Regions from separate parts of the Homo sapiens genome. Here all the other regions are linked to region 1. The links are chromatin contacts, found by Hi-C or POLR2A ChIA-PET in ENCODE. All regions are on one chromosome and are shown on one strand. Each heading gives the region's core, a stretch centred on a gene start or an enhancer-like site at or near the end of the contact. The rest is flanking DNA. Distances are from core to core; before and after follow the strand shown.

The links. Hi-C counts contacts between places; a loop is a spot of excess contacts on that map. ChIA-PET counts read pairs that join two places held with the same protein, here RNA polymerase II (POLR2A). Pooled maps may share reads with other maps.
Region 2: a pooled map shows a loop between it and region 1 (7-fold over the local background). The contact joins the promoter of IRF2BP1 here to the promoter of SLC1A5 in region 1. A Hi-C loop is called at or near these places in 1 of 37 single-sample maps with no recorded cell type and 5 of 50 pooled maps. POLR2A ChIA-PET finds 5 or more read pairs at or near these places in 1 of 52 experiments (activated CD4-positive, alpha-beta T cell).
Region 3: a loop to region 1 is called in a pooled map, with 8 times the contacts of the local background. The contact joins the promoter of NAPA here to the promoter of SLC1A5 in region 1. A Hi-C loop is called at or near these places in 1 of 37 single-sample maps with no recorded cell type and 6 of 50 pooled maps. POLR2A ChIA-PET finds 5 or more read pairs at or near these places in 1 of 52 experiments (BJ).
Region 4: a loop to region 1 is called in a pooled map, with 6 times the contacts of the local background. The contact joins the promoter of NAPA-AS1 here to the promoter of SLC1A5 in region 1. A Hi-C loop is called at or near these places in 2 of 50 pooled maps. POLR2A ChIA-PET finds 5 or more read pairs at or near these places in 2 of 52 experiments (B cell and Panc1).
Region 5: a loop to region 1 is called in a pooled map, with 10 times the contacts of the local background. The contact joins the promoter of DHX34 here to the promoter of SLC1A5 in region 1. A Hi-C loop is called at or near these places in 2 of 37 single-sample maps with no recorded cell type and 4 of 50 pooled maps. POLR2A ChIA-PET finds 5 or more read pairs at or near these places in 1 of 52 experiments (activated CD4-positive, alpha-beta T cell).

Annotation. Positions count from the first base shown.
Region 1 is chr19:46,787,316-46,789,883 of GRCh38, forward strand. It overlaps SLC1A5 (solute carrier family 1 member 5), which reads right to left and starts at 1,279. Exons shown (of 8, transcript NM_005628.3): 1 at 85-1,279. The coding sequence starts at 650. RefSeq lists silencers at 357-406, 417-466, 1,437-1,596 and enhancers at 947-1,548, 1,197-1,491.
Region 2 is chr19:45,884,841-45,887,408 of GRCh38, forward strand. It overlaps IRF2BP1 (interferon regulatory factor 2 binding protein 1), which reads right to left and starts at 1,301. Exons shown (of 1, transcript NM_015649.3): 1 at 1-1,301. The coding sequence starts at 934. RefSeq lists silencers at 556-795, 836-1,315 and enhancers at 1,476-1,625, 1,776-2,015, 2,076-2,125.
Region 3 is chr19:47,513,785-47,516,352 of GRCh38, forward strand. NAPA (NSF attachment protein alpha) reads right to left here and starts at 1,279. Exons shown (of 11, transcript NM_003827.4): 1 at 1,059-1,279. The coding sequence starts at 1,156. RefSeq lists a silencer at 1,228-1,567 and an enhancer at 1,658-1,927.
Region 4 is chr19:47,482,993-47,485,560 of GRCh38, forward strand. NAPA-AS1 (NAPA antisense RNA 1) reads left to right here and starts at 1,290. Exons shown (of 4, transcript NR_038452.1): 1 at 1,290-1,532. It overlaps KPTN (kaptin, actin binding protein), which reads right to left and starts at 1,227. Exons shown (of 12, transcript NM_007059.4): 1 at 943-1,227; 2 at 510-592; 3 at 303-387; 4 at 169-223. The coding sequence starts at 1,168. It also overlaps a transcript of NAPA not described here. RefSeq lists enhancers at 1,152-1,441, 1,472-1,601.
Region 5 is chr19:47,348,027-47,350,594 of GRCh38, forward strand. It overlaps DHX34 (DExH-box helicase 34), which reads left to right and starts at 1,289. Exons shown (of 17, transcript NM_014681.6): 1 at 1,289-1,326. RefSeq lists an enhancer at 1,129-2,033.

The sequences.
Region 1 (2,568 bases), core at 29-2,528:
GGCCCCAAAGCCCCGTCCTGTCCACGTGACCACTCCCGCCATCCGTAACACTCTTCCCCACCTCCCGGGGGAGCGGGAGCTGACCTCGCAAGATCCAGGAACGAATCGAGCACCTCCTTGCTGGGGGCATTTTCGGCACTGCCCGCGGCTCCCACGGAGGCGTTGATGGCGGCGGAGGCGGCGCCCGGCTGCAGAGCCAGCGCCAAGCCCACTCCGAGCGCCGACGCCAGCAGCGTGGTGACCAGGAAAAAGAGCAGCGCCCAGGCGCCCAGACGGCCGAGCGCGCCGGGGTCCAGGCTGGCGGCGCCGCCGATCAAGCTGCACACCACCAGCGGCAAGATGATCATCCGCAGCAGACGCAGCAGCAGCTCGCCCGGGAAGACGAAGGCGCTCAAGCGCTCCGGGCCCAACGCCAGCGCACCCCCGGCCCCCGACACCCCCAGTCCCAGCGCCACGCCGGCCACCACGGCCACCACTGTCAGCAGCACAAGCAGGTTGGCTCGAAGGCAGCGGCGCACCTGGTCCCGGGAACCGCAGTAGCCGCCTGCTGCCGCGCCTTGGTCCTCGATGGAGGCCAGCGCCAGGCCCCCGTTGGCGGTGGGCTCCGCCGCTGCGAGCCCCTTGGAGTCTCGAGGAGGATCGGCCACCATGATGGGAAGCACCGGGGTTTCTTAGCGCCTGGAAGCTGGCTGGGAGCGCTTGGGCTCCTTCCCAGGACCCGACGTTCCTAGGACTGAGTTGAGTAACAGCACCTGGAGACTGGAACTTTGGAGGGCTCCTTAGAGTTGTGAGTTCACAGCACTGAAGTTCCTTGGCTCTTGGAAGCTGGAGTGTTTAAATTCCCCAGGCTGGGCGCTGAGGCTTCTCTGCTCTGCCCCGTGTGCCAGATGTCCGAAAGCTGGGAGTTCGGAGCGCCCGGGTTCCTTGGCCCTAGGAGCTGGGAATACGAGAGTTTCTCTGGGTGGGACGTGGGGCCCTTGGCTCCAGGAGGTTGAGTGCCCCCAGATGGCGGAGGTCTGCAGGAGGCTAGGTTCTGGTGGCGCAGATCCCGGACGCCTGGATCCGGGAGGCGGGGACCCGGGCTGCCTGGGTCTTGGACACTGAGGGCTGGGATGCCAGAATCTGGGGGCCGGGAAGCGGACCTCCGGAAACAGGGGACCCAGGCTCTTAGGTCCGGGAGGGTGGGATGCGGGCCCCTGTGTACGGAAGGCGGTGGTCTGGTGTCCGGGAGTAGCGGTTACCAGCCAGAGAAAGCCTCCCGGGCGTGCCGCGTGGCTCTGAGCCCGTTTAGCGGAAGCTGCCAGGGATAAGGGTAGGGGGCGGGGCTTGAGAAGGCGGGGACCGACCCTCGGGCGCCGATTGGCTGCAGAGCGTTCGGAGACTGGACGAGTAGGGGCGGGGCTGATACCCGAGATGGGCCAGGTCCCCCATAGAAGGCAGATTAATAATACCCATCTCCAGGAGCCGGGCCCAGAGACGACGGGGCGGGGCCAGGAAGGGGCGGGGCCTTGGGAGGGTGCTGTTTCCCGCCAAAGGAACTGGGTTGTGGGTTGGAGCCCTTAAACCACAGGGGTTCGTTCCCTGGTGCGAGGGTCGCTAGAAAGCTCCGGTGGTCCTCGGTGATTCATTTGCAACTCAACTCAGCTTTGGAACTCCTCAGCCCTGAGTTTGGTCTTTAGTCGCCTCTGAGAACTTTAATTCCTCGAATATAAAGTGCAGGTGTTAAAAGCTTTTGTCTCATATGATTGCTGTAAGATTTAAATAAAATTGATGTATTTATTTAGGGAGCCGTGGCTCAAGCCTGTAATCCCACCACTTTGGGAGGTGAAGCGGGCGGATCACTTGAGGTCAGGAGGTCGAGACCAGCCTGGCCAACATGGTGAAACCCGTCTCTACTAAAAATACAAAAATTACCTGGTGTGGTGGCACGTGCCTGTAATCCCAGCTACTGGAAGCCTGAGGCAGGAGAATCGCTTGAACCCCAGAGGCAGAGGAAGTCATTCACCTTGAGGCCACACCTAGAGAGGATGACACGTGCATGCCCACCTCCCAAGCCCCTAACCGCACCCACTCTGCTGCCTCCCCAAATTCTCTGTTAGTGGCCGTTTGGGAGGTTAACAATGAATTATGATTCCTTACTCCACCTGACAGTGTTGAAATCCTCATTCCTTTCCCATCTCTAGCCTGTTCTGTGACATTTCAGGCTTTCATGCTTGCTCAAAGATTGTAGTGGTAATGTCAGAAGCTTCCTCCTACAGCAGCTGTGAGGCCTCAGGTAATTTACAACCTCTATGAGGCTCAGTCTTCATATGTGTAAATGGGAATAATAATAAGTCATACCGCCTTGAGTGTTGCAAGGGTTCAAATGAGATAATACGGCCGGGCGCAGTGGCTCACGCCTGTTATCCCACCACTTTGGGAGTTGATGCGGGCAGATCACTTGAGGTCAGGAGTTCCAGACGAGCCTGGCCAACATGGCAAAACCCTGTCTCTGCTGAAAATGCAAAAATTAGCTGGGTGTGGTGGCACATGCCTGTAATCCCAGCTACTCAGGAGGCTGAGGCAGAA
Region 2 (2,568 bases), core at 51-2,550, 900 kb before region 1:
CCGAAGAAGCCAGTGCCTTGCCCGGCTCCCGCAGAGCATCGTGGAACATCTGGCGAGCCACTGCCAGGACGCCGGCGTACACATTGCCGGAACCACAGGGGTATTCGGTGAAGAGCTTCAGCTCGAACTCGTATCCTGGAGGACGGGCAGTAGCATCGAAGGCGAACACTCGCCCCACCAGCCCGTGATCCTTCTTGAAGCGCACATTGAACGGGGCGCAGGCGGACAGCGCCAGTAGCTGTTCCCGCACTGCTTTGGGGCGCCCGTGCCATTCCTCTGCCCGGCCTCGCATGGCCTCGTTCAGTTCTGCCAGACAGTCCGCATTCCTCTGCTGCTTCTCTTTCTCGAAATCGGAGCCGAAGAGGGGACGGGCAGGACTCAAGCCGGGTGCCAGCGTCAGGCCTCGGCTTCCCAGGCCAGACACTGCAGCTGCCAGCAGCCCAGGGGGCATCAAGCCAGGCATGGAGCCAAGCAAGGCCCTTCGCGCCCCCTCAGCCACGGCCTCCTCACGGCCCAGCCCATTGGCCAGGCGGGACCCCAGAGTGTACTCCAGGGCGGGCGAGGGCAGGGGGAGGCGGCCTGATGATGTGGCCCTGTCATAGCGGTCCTGGCCCGACACGCCGCCGCCGGTCCCTGACGGCTGGGGCTGGGCCTGCGGGGGCGGCAGCTGGGGCCCCTGTGCGGCTGCCGCCGCCAGGTCCTTGGTGGCCGGGTGCTTAAGGGCCGGGGGCCCGGGCGAGCGGCCCTCGGGGAGCACGTGGCTGCGCTTGAGCTGGCGGGCGGCATCGATGAGCAGTTCGATGCGGTCCGCGCCCTCGAAGTTCACGCAGCCGCGACACACGGCCTCGCTGAAGTCCCACACCATGGCCCACGGCATCTTGGGCAGGTCGCACAGGTAGCACCACTGGCGGCGGGACGCCTGCACAGACGCCATGGCCCCAGTCCGCGCGCCGCCCAGCTCCCGCGTTCCACCGGCCGCCGACGTGCGATCCGCGCCGCCAACGTTCGATCCGCGTCCCGGGGACAGCGCGAGCCACGGTCCGGCCTCCGGCTCGGCCTCCCCGCCGGATCCAGGCCCGGCCCCCCTTCCCCGCCCCCTGGGCCCTAAGCCTTTCTGCTCACTCCCGCCTCCCTCGCGAAGGCAGGCTGAGGCACGTCGGCGCCCCCGCCCGGTCCGGGCTCCGAGCCGAGGCGCACAGCTCGGGCCCCACGATGGGCCGCGAGCGCCGCCGCCTCGGGCTCCCGCCGCTCTCGCCGCCGCCGCTGCAACGGCCGCCGCCGCCTCCACCTCCTTCTTCTGCCCCAGAGGCCGCTTCGCAGGGAAAGTTACATAACACGCCTGCAAAGCCTTCTGGGAAACGTAGTCCCGCCGGGGCCGGCTCTTAAAGGGAACGGCGGGCAGACGCGGGCTGGGGGGGTTGTCGCCTCTGCCGGCGCAAACCTTACAACCTTCTCCGTGGGGCCGGAGTTCAGCGCGCCGCAAGATGCTGGGACACAAAGGTGGTAGGCGAGGATGCAATACAAATGATCAGAGCTACTCCGGATTCAGAAATTGTGGGGGTGGGTGGACAGGCTTCCGGGCTTCCAACTTCTGCTCGGATTTGCTGTGCAGCTTTAGGCAAAATGTCTTGCCCTCTCTGAACCTCAGTTTCCCCGCCCAGCAAAGGTGGGCCAATGACGGATTAGGAAAGTAGCAGCTTCTGGGGCGGGGCGGAGAAGCCCTGATTGGCTTCAGAGCAGGGACGGGAAGCTGGCAACTAGGTGGGGGTGGGGGTGGCCACCTGGCACTTCGTCCTCCCCCCGGAATCCTAGATATATGCTTCTGGGGCCCGCCACAGCCAGAGAAGGGAGAGGACTAAGGGCTTCCGAGCCAGAGCCTTGTCTCAGTTGTTTCTCTGCTAAAAGAGTGGGGCGACTGGCCGCCCTCTAACCCTGTCCCAGCTCTGCCCGCGCGCTCTGGTCTCTAAAGGGTTACACCATCGGGGGCTCGGCGTCCCCCACCCGCTTCACTACAATTCCCAAAATGCACTGCGGGTCGGACATAGTGACGCACTTCCGCCCTCTGGGAGGTTTGGGGAGGCCTTCCAGATTCACGCTACTTTCCCGGCTACCCCCCGCCCCCCCACTTTTCTGGGGGCTCTTTACGTGCATTCGGAGCGTGGCGTTTGGGGGACCCTTATCTTCTGTTGCTCCCCAGTTTGAGGGAAGAGTAAGGGGTTAAGAAGTGACGGGCAAGAGGAGGGAGTTGCTGGGGAAGGGCAAACACCAGACCAACCTTTCCCCAACCTTGAGCGCTCACTACCTGGAAGGCCCAATCAGGCTGTGAGGACCCTTCTTCTTTCCCAGGCATTGGGAACTGGACGAGGCTGTCTTTGGGGAAGGGCGGAGGCGGGTCTCCAGGTTCCAACCCACAACAGCCCCTTTCTCTAGGCCTGGGTCCGTGTTAGGTGCTCAAAAATATTTGAATGACGTACCAGTTGGCCCTGGTTTTGTCTAGTGAGGGGCTGCTTGTCCCTTCTCCTCCCGTCCCACTGGAACCGCAGCAGCTCTGATTCTGTTACCCAGACC
Region 3 (2,568 bases), core at 29-2,528, 730 kb after region 1:
CCCCACCCAGGAGTCTCCAGCCTCAACCCAGGCCTCCTCAGGCTTTTTTCTTTCTTTCTTTCTTTTTTTTTTTTTTTTTTTTTGAGACAGAGTCTCGCTCTGTCCCCCAGGCTGTAGTGCAGTGGCTCGATCTCGGCTCACTGCAACCTCTACCTCCGGGTTCAAGTGATTCTCCTGCCCCAGCCTCCCGAGTAGCTGGGATTACAGGTACCCGCCACCAGGCCCAGATAACTTTTGTATTTTTAGTAGAGACGGGGTTTCACCATGTTGTCCAGGCTGGTCTCGAACTCCCCGCCTCAGATAATCTGCCCACCTCGGCCTCCCAAAGTGCTGAGACCTCCACAGTCTTGACTCCATCATCCCGGGTTCCTCCGTTCAGCTGTCCTTAAACTAGTCACTGCTAACCAGGGCCGTACTCACCCCATGCACCCCCCACACTTCAGACGCGGCTCACCGCTCCTAGGATCATCTAGCCCTGAGCCCCTCTGCCTGGTGTCAGCCCCCTTCAGCCTTCACCCTCACCGCCCAGGGCCCACGCAAATCCACTGCTCCAGGGGTTGAAAAGGTCAGTCCCTCGGGCAGGCGTCCTCAGCCCCAGGCCCCATCACTGCCGCCTGAGAGCCTTCAAACAGACTCCCCTAGAGCTCCGAAAAGCCTCTGGACCTGGCTTCTCTCCCGGACTCCCTCCGTCCCCCCAGGCCGGTCCCCTCCAAGGCTTCAGGACGTACTCCCTCGGTCCAGGTTCTCCCCCGCCCGCTGGCCTGTCTTCGGCCTGGGTCCCCTTCCTCGCCTCAAGATAGTGTCGCCTCGGTCCGTGTGTCCTCAGCCCAAATCCCTTCCGCCATGTCAGACCGTCTCTCCTCAAACCGTGTTGCCCCGGCCCAGGCTCTTGGCCCTCAGCCTGCGTCCCCTCTGCCGCCTCAGGCCATGTCACCTTATTGCAGGTTCCTCTCCGTCCCCTCGGCCCGAGCTCTGCGTGCCCTAACCCGCCACCTCCGAGCGTGACTCCTTCGTCCTCTCAGCCTAGGTCCCGGCCGACCCCTCAGCCCGGTTCTCACCCAAAGAGGCCAGAGAAGAAGGACTGCGAGTTCTTCACTTTGCGCTCCGCCTCGGCCAACAGCGCCATCGCCTCCGCTTCCTTCCCGGAATTGTCCATGGCGGCCACAAAGGGACTCAGCAAAGCGCCTGACCCTGACCCTGGGAAGACTCAGCCGCGGCCGGGCCGCGGAACACAGATCGGTAAAACTCGCCCGGCTGCGTTGACGTCGCACCGGCGCGCGTCGCTTGCGGCCAGGAACCACGTGACTAGCGCTGGCCAACCAGCGGCCTCGTAACGCCGCGCCCGCTCCGCCGGACACGCCCCCACCAGCCGCCGCACGCCGCCCGTGACTCGTGACCCCCCAATCGGCGTCAAGAGACCTCAACGCATGCGCACATACCGGCGAACGGCGCTCCACTCTCTCCCCAGCGCTCTGTACCTCACCTCCCACGTGACCCTGTGGAAGGCAATGGCAGTACCCCCCGCCGAGGCCCCGCCCCACGGTGTTGCTGCTGGATCCTCCTCCACCAATCAGCAGGAGCCCTCGGCTCGCGCTGGGGCGGGGGGTCCCCCACTCGCCCTCCCCGCGGAACTCTGGCACAGTCAGCTGACCGCAGACACTCACGTGACAGCTCGGGGCCCACGCCCGGGTTTGACAGTTCTGCGCAGAACTTAGTCCCGCCCCCGCGGCTGGTCTCGCCGGTTTCTTCACTTGGAAAGGCGTTTGTGGGAAAAGGAAACCGTTCTGCTTTTTCTTGCTCCCTCTGTCGGCCAGTACTAGAACTGCTTTGGGGAGACCGGTGAAGAGAGACTGCAAACAAAAACTTAAGAGGTTCTCTAACTCTGGTTTCATAAAAAATAGCTGAAGAGGGCCGGGCACGGTGGCTTACGCCTGTAATCCCAGCACTTTGGGAGGCCGAGGCGGGCGGATCACTTGAGGTCATGAGTTTGAGACCAGCCCGGCCAACATGGCGAAACCCCGCTCTACTAAAATACAAATATTAACCGGGTGTGGTGGCACACTCCTGTAATCCCAGCTACTGAGGAGGCTGAGAGAGGAGAATCGCTTGAACCGGGGAGGTGGAGGTTGCAACGGGCCGAGATCGTGCCACTGCACTCCAGCCTGGGCGACAGAGTGAGACTTAGTCTCAGAAAAAAAAAAAAAATAGCTGAAGAGAGCGTGTTAAAAAAAAATTCAGATTCGAAGATGGGCGCGGTGTCTCGTGCCTATAATCCCAGCTACTCGGGAGGCGAGAGGATCGCTTGGGCCCAGGAGTTTGAGTCTAGTTCAAGTCCCGCCTTGGGCAACATAGCAAGACTCTGTCTCTAAAAAAAAAAGTTTAGGCTCAAACACACCTCCTGCTGTCCCAGAAAATTGAGTTGCTGGTTTCTGAGACAGGGTCTCACTCTTTGGGTTGTTGGTTTTGGAGACAGGGTCTCGGTCTGTCGCCCAGGCTGGAGTGCAGCAGCACAATCATAGCTCACCTCAGTATAACTTTGTAGTGCCAGAAAGGAAGGAAGTATTCCAC
Region 4 (2,568 bases), core at 40-2,539, 700 kb after region 1:
CACCGTGCCCGGCTGGCATTTTAGTTTTCAATCCCTAATCTAGTACAACCTCTTTATTTTCCAGAAGGGGAAACAGACTACAGGGGTCTGTAAGTAAAGAAGGGGTTCGAGAAGCCAGGGTTTCTACATTTACAGTGGAGTGGGCGTCGATGCGCAGGGGACACTCACTCCGCATGGCACAGCTGGAACGGAGTGAACTGGAGCTCCAGGTTCAGGCAGCTCTCTGTAGGCAGGGCACAGGCAGGTTAGCATGGGGGACCTGCTGGGGACTCTCTCCCTCCTCCCGTCCACGCCTCACTCACGGGCAATAGAGTCAAGGTTGTACTCAGAGCCGGGCTCGTAGTCGCAGTAAATGTTCAGGAAGGGGCTGCCCTTGTCCCCTGAATCCTGGCGGAGGACACGGGGTTCAGGGGAGGGCAGGGGTGGCAGGAGGGATCCGGGGCGGCTCAGTGGAACTCACCATGTGTGTAAGGAGGAGGGCGAAGGGAGGTGGAGGGGGCTCTAGGTACCTTGATGAACGTGATCCCCACAACCAGACCCCGCTTGGGGGGTGACTTGTTGAAAGTGTCGATGGAGACAATCTCCGCATCCACTGGGAGGGGAGAGTTCTAAGTTCAGTGTCAGGCAGACTCATGCTTCCAATCTCCCCAACATGGTGAGCTCTGGCTACCGCAATGATCATGCCCTCTGGTCTGAGTCCTGACCACCATCACCTGATCTCTGTTCCCTGGGTACTAGGGATCCTGACCTGTAAGTCTGAAGAATCCTGAAACCCTAGGCTCATCCGGGCCCCAACTATGCCTGCCCGCTGATCCCAGTGACCCCCTTAAAACCACCTGATCCCATTCTTCCAGCACGGTGACCCGGCTCAGACAGAGCCTCAGAAGCCTTCTCAACACCACGTTCCAGGCCCCCGCCCCCCAGCACCATAGCGCCACCCACCGGGAATGTAGTTGAACTGCAGCTCCTTGGCCACTGGCCGGATTTTCTGTCGGAGGTCTTGGTAGCGGAAGCCGAGCACCTTGCCTTTAAGGGTGGCGGCCAGCAGCTCCCCGCGCCCGCCGGCGCCGCCTGCCAGCCCGTACACATTGCTCTGCGACGAGAAGCGCGTGAAGCTGTCCTCGCGCAACGGACAAGGCCCCGCGGCCACGGCCGCCTCCCCCATCATGCCCCTCAGTTAAGCACCCTCTCCGCAGCCCCCGCCCCAACCCGCACTACCCAACCTACGACTCTCTAAGCGACCTGAACCGCCGGGTGCCCGGCCGTTGCGCGGGCTGATGACGTACGGAAGCTGCCGGCGTTGCCCTCTCCCAAGATGGCGGCCAGGTCGCCTGCTCGGGCCTCCCAGGCGACTTTGCCCCACTGCGCCCGCGCTCTCTTCTCCTTTCCATTTCTGGACCAAGGGGCTGCCATAAGGAGTCTGTGACTAGAGATGGGAGGTGGTGGCCACGGCCTCTCGCTGTATGCTGTGTGGAAGGTCGAATCATCATCATCATAAAACTTAATATTGCCCTTATGTGCCAGGAACTACTGTAAGTGCATTCCATCTAATACTTTATTAAAAATTCGCAAGGGGGTGGAGGTAGGTACTTAAATCCATTTTAGAGATGAAGGAATTGAGGCACAGAGGGGTAAAGTAACTTGCCTAAGATCACACAGCTAGTAACGAGCGGTCAGTACTGGAAACCAAACAAGGTAACTCCACAGTTCACTATTTTTTTTTTTTTTTTTTTTGAGACGGAGTCTTGCTCTGTCACCCTGGAGTGCAGTGGTGCGATCTCGGCTCACTGCAACCTCTGCCTCCTGGGTTCAAGCGATTCTCCTGCCTCAGCCTCCCAGCAGCTGGGATTACAGGCGCCACCACACCTGGCTAGTTTTTCTATTTTTAGTAGAGATGGGGTTTCGCCATGTTGCCCAGGCTGGTCTGGACCTCCTGACCTCAGGTGATCCGCCCACCTCGGCCTCCCAAAGTGCTAGGATTATAGGCGTGAGCCCCCTTGCCCGGCCTATAGTTCATAATCTTAACAGTATCACCTTTAAAATAATTAATACATTCTTCTTGCCCCCAAGGAAAAATGATCCAGCTATAATAACCACCTCCTTTATCGAACACCTACTTGGTGACAGTCATGCTGGCTCTGATAATCTGATTCCTTACAACTGTTCTGCAAGGGCCTACTGTTACCCTCCCTGCCGGTTCACTTATTCAGGATTCATTGAGCTTTTACTATGTGCCCGGACGTCCTTTGCAAATCTGTCTCACTAATCTTTGCAAGAAAGAAACCTCTACAAAGAGGTTTATTATCCCAGTTTAGAGAGAATCAAATGGAGGCTCAGAAAGAGTAAGTCCACTGACTGATATGCTAGCAAGTGGTGGGGACAGGATGTAAACCAGGTGTTTCCGACTCTGGGGCCTTCAGGGGTTCCTGTCTGTGCTGCTTTGTCCCTAGAAGGCCATGGAGGTTTGGGTACTATGTGCACATCTGTGTATCATTTCCAGAAGACATGGGTTGGCCAGCTGTCCTGGACACCTCGAGCACACACAGACTGCAAGCTCCATGAAGGCAG
Region 5 (2,568 bases), core at 39-2,538, 560 kb after region 1:
AGGAGATCGAGACCATCCTGGCTAACACAGTGAAACCCCGTCTCTACTAAAAATACAAAAAATTAGCCGGGCGTGGTGGCGGGCGCCTGTAGTCCCAGCTATGCGGGAGGCTCAGGCAGGAGAATGGCGGGAACCTGGGAGGCGGAGCCTGCAGTGGGCCGAGATCGCGCCACCGCACTCCAACCTGGGCGACAGCGAGACTCCGTCTCAGAAAAAAAAAACAACAACACTTTTTTCTTTTTTTGAGACAGTCTGGCTCTGTCACCCAGGCTGGAGTGCGGTGGTACCATCATGGCTCACTGCAGCCTCAGTCTCTCAGCCTCCTAGGTTCAATCGATCCTCCCACCTCAGCCTCTTGAGTAGCTGGGACTACAGGCACACACTACCATATCCGACTAACTTTTGTATTTTTTTGTAGAAACAGGGGTTGGCCATATTGCCCAGGCTGGTGTGGAACGCCTGACCTCAGGTGATCCACCTACCCCGGCCTCTCAAACTGTTGGGATTACAGGCGTGAGCCGCCGTGCCCAGCTGTTTCTTCTTTCAGTTAATAAAAGAGAGGGTGCATTGCTGGCTAATGAGATTGTTTCTATACTTGGGGGTCTTCCTGAATGTGTGTGATTGAGTTTATTGCAGAGAAAGGTAACAGAAAATGGGGTTGTAGAAAGAAAAGAGGTAGAGGCTGAGTGAGATGCCCCACATCTGTAATCTCAGTGCTTTGGGAGGCCAAGGCGGGCGGATCACTTGAGATCAGGAGCTGGAGACCAGCCTGGCCCAAATCGTGAAACCTCGTCTCTACTAAAAATACAAAAATCAGCCAGGTGTAGTGGTGTGCGCCTGTAATCCCAGCTACTCGAGAGGCTGAGGCAGGAGAATGGTTTGAACTTGGGAGGCGGAGATTGCAATGAGGTGAGATAACGCCACTGCACTCTAGCCTGGGAGACAGTGAGACTATGTCTCAAAAGAAAAAAAAAAGTTCCTGGGCCCCAGACCAGCTCTCTCTTTGGGTTAAAACCCCGGCGTCCCGGAGCTGAGGCGCACGTGGCTATGCTTGGGGAGGAGAGGGCGGGGCCGGGGAGGAGGCGCTTGCAAGTCTGTACCGCAATGCCTCTACTGGCCTCTAGAGGGCGCAATCACTCGAGGCTCCGCCCCAAGCGAGGCGGGGCGGAAGCGTGCTGTGCACAGGCGCAAGATGGGTCTTGGGCAGCCCAGAGCTTCCGATTGGCTCTTCTGTGGTGGCGGGGCGGGGTCAGAACGAGATGGCTGTGTGCGCAGGCGCAAGACTAGCGCTCTTGGGACCGGAAGTTAAGGCGTTCGCGGCGTGTGGTAAGTGAGGGGGGCGGGACGGGTGTACCGGGTTGTGGCGGCGATGGCTGTCGGAGTTGGGCCGCTTGGGGGTAGTTTGGGGTGCGAGTCCAGGGGCGAGGGAAGTCTCGAGATGAGGAGAAATGTAGGAGGCAGCCGAAGGGCCGGCAAACGCGGACAGAGATGGCACCTGAGCGTCCCTGGGAGAACCTGGGCGACAGGCCAGAGACCGAAAGAAATGGAGGCACGAAAAGAAGCTTCGAGAAACTGAGGGACTGAAAGACGAGGGTGTTGGGAGAGGAGGGAAGCTGAAAACTAGAGAGCGTGGGCGAGAGTGCCGATGGGTTCCAGCGAGAGTCTTAGAGCCCACGAGGCCGAGAGGCGTGGTCGCCCATGAACTTGGGGAGTGGAGGGAAAAGTCGGAAACTGATCGTGGACACTAGAAACAGAAAAAATGGAATTTAGATGGAGAAACGAGACACTGAATCACGGGGGAGACCGAGAGATACGGAAGGATGGAGACAGTTGAAATAGGAAGAACCCCACAAAAGCTGGAGATAATGGAGAACGATGCTGAGAAATGGAAAAGCGAGGGAGTGGAGCCCGAACCCCTGGATTTGAGTGGCTCATGTAACACTCGGCTACTCACTTAGCCTCTCTATTGCTCAGTAAAATAGGGGGTGATCATAGTGCCTGACAGTCGTGAGAAAAGTGTGTGTGTGTATGTACATAGGTGTGGGATAGGAATAGATCATGCAGATAGGATAGGTCTGTGTGTTAATGTGAGTAAGTAAGCATGAGCTATTACTAAAGCTTCTGATATTGGGAGATAAAGTATTAGATGGGGAAATGGAGAGAGGTGGTGATGGAGAGTGAATACTGGAAGGACAAAAGGGAGGAAAAAAAGATTCAAACAGAAAATGAGAAAGGGCGTGGTGACTCACTCCTGTCATCCACAGCACTTTGGGAGGCTGCGGTGGGAGGATCACTTGAGCTTGGGAGGTCGAGGCTGCTGTACGCCGTGATTGTGCCACTGCACTTCAGGCTGGGTGACAGAGTGAGACCCTGTTTCAAAAAAACAAAAATGAATTTTTTTTTTTTTTTTTTGAGATGGAGTTTCGCTCTTGTTGCCCAGGCTGGAGTGCAGTGGTGCGATCTTGGCTCACTGCAACCTCTGCCTCCTGGGTTCAAGCGAGTCTCCTGCCTCAGCCTCCAGAGTAGCTGGGATTACAGGCAGGTGCCACCACCCTGGCTAATTTTGTA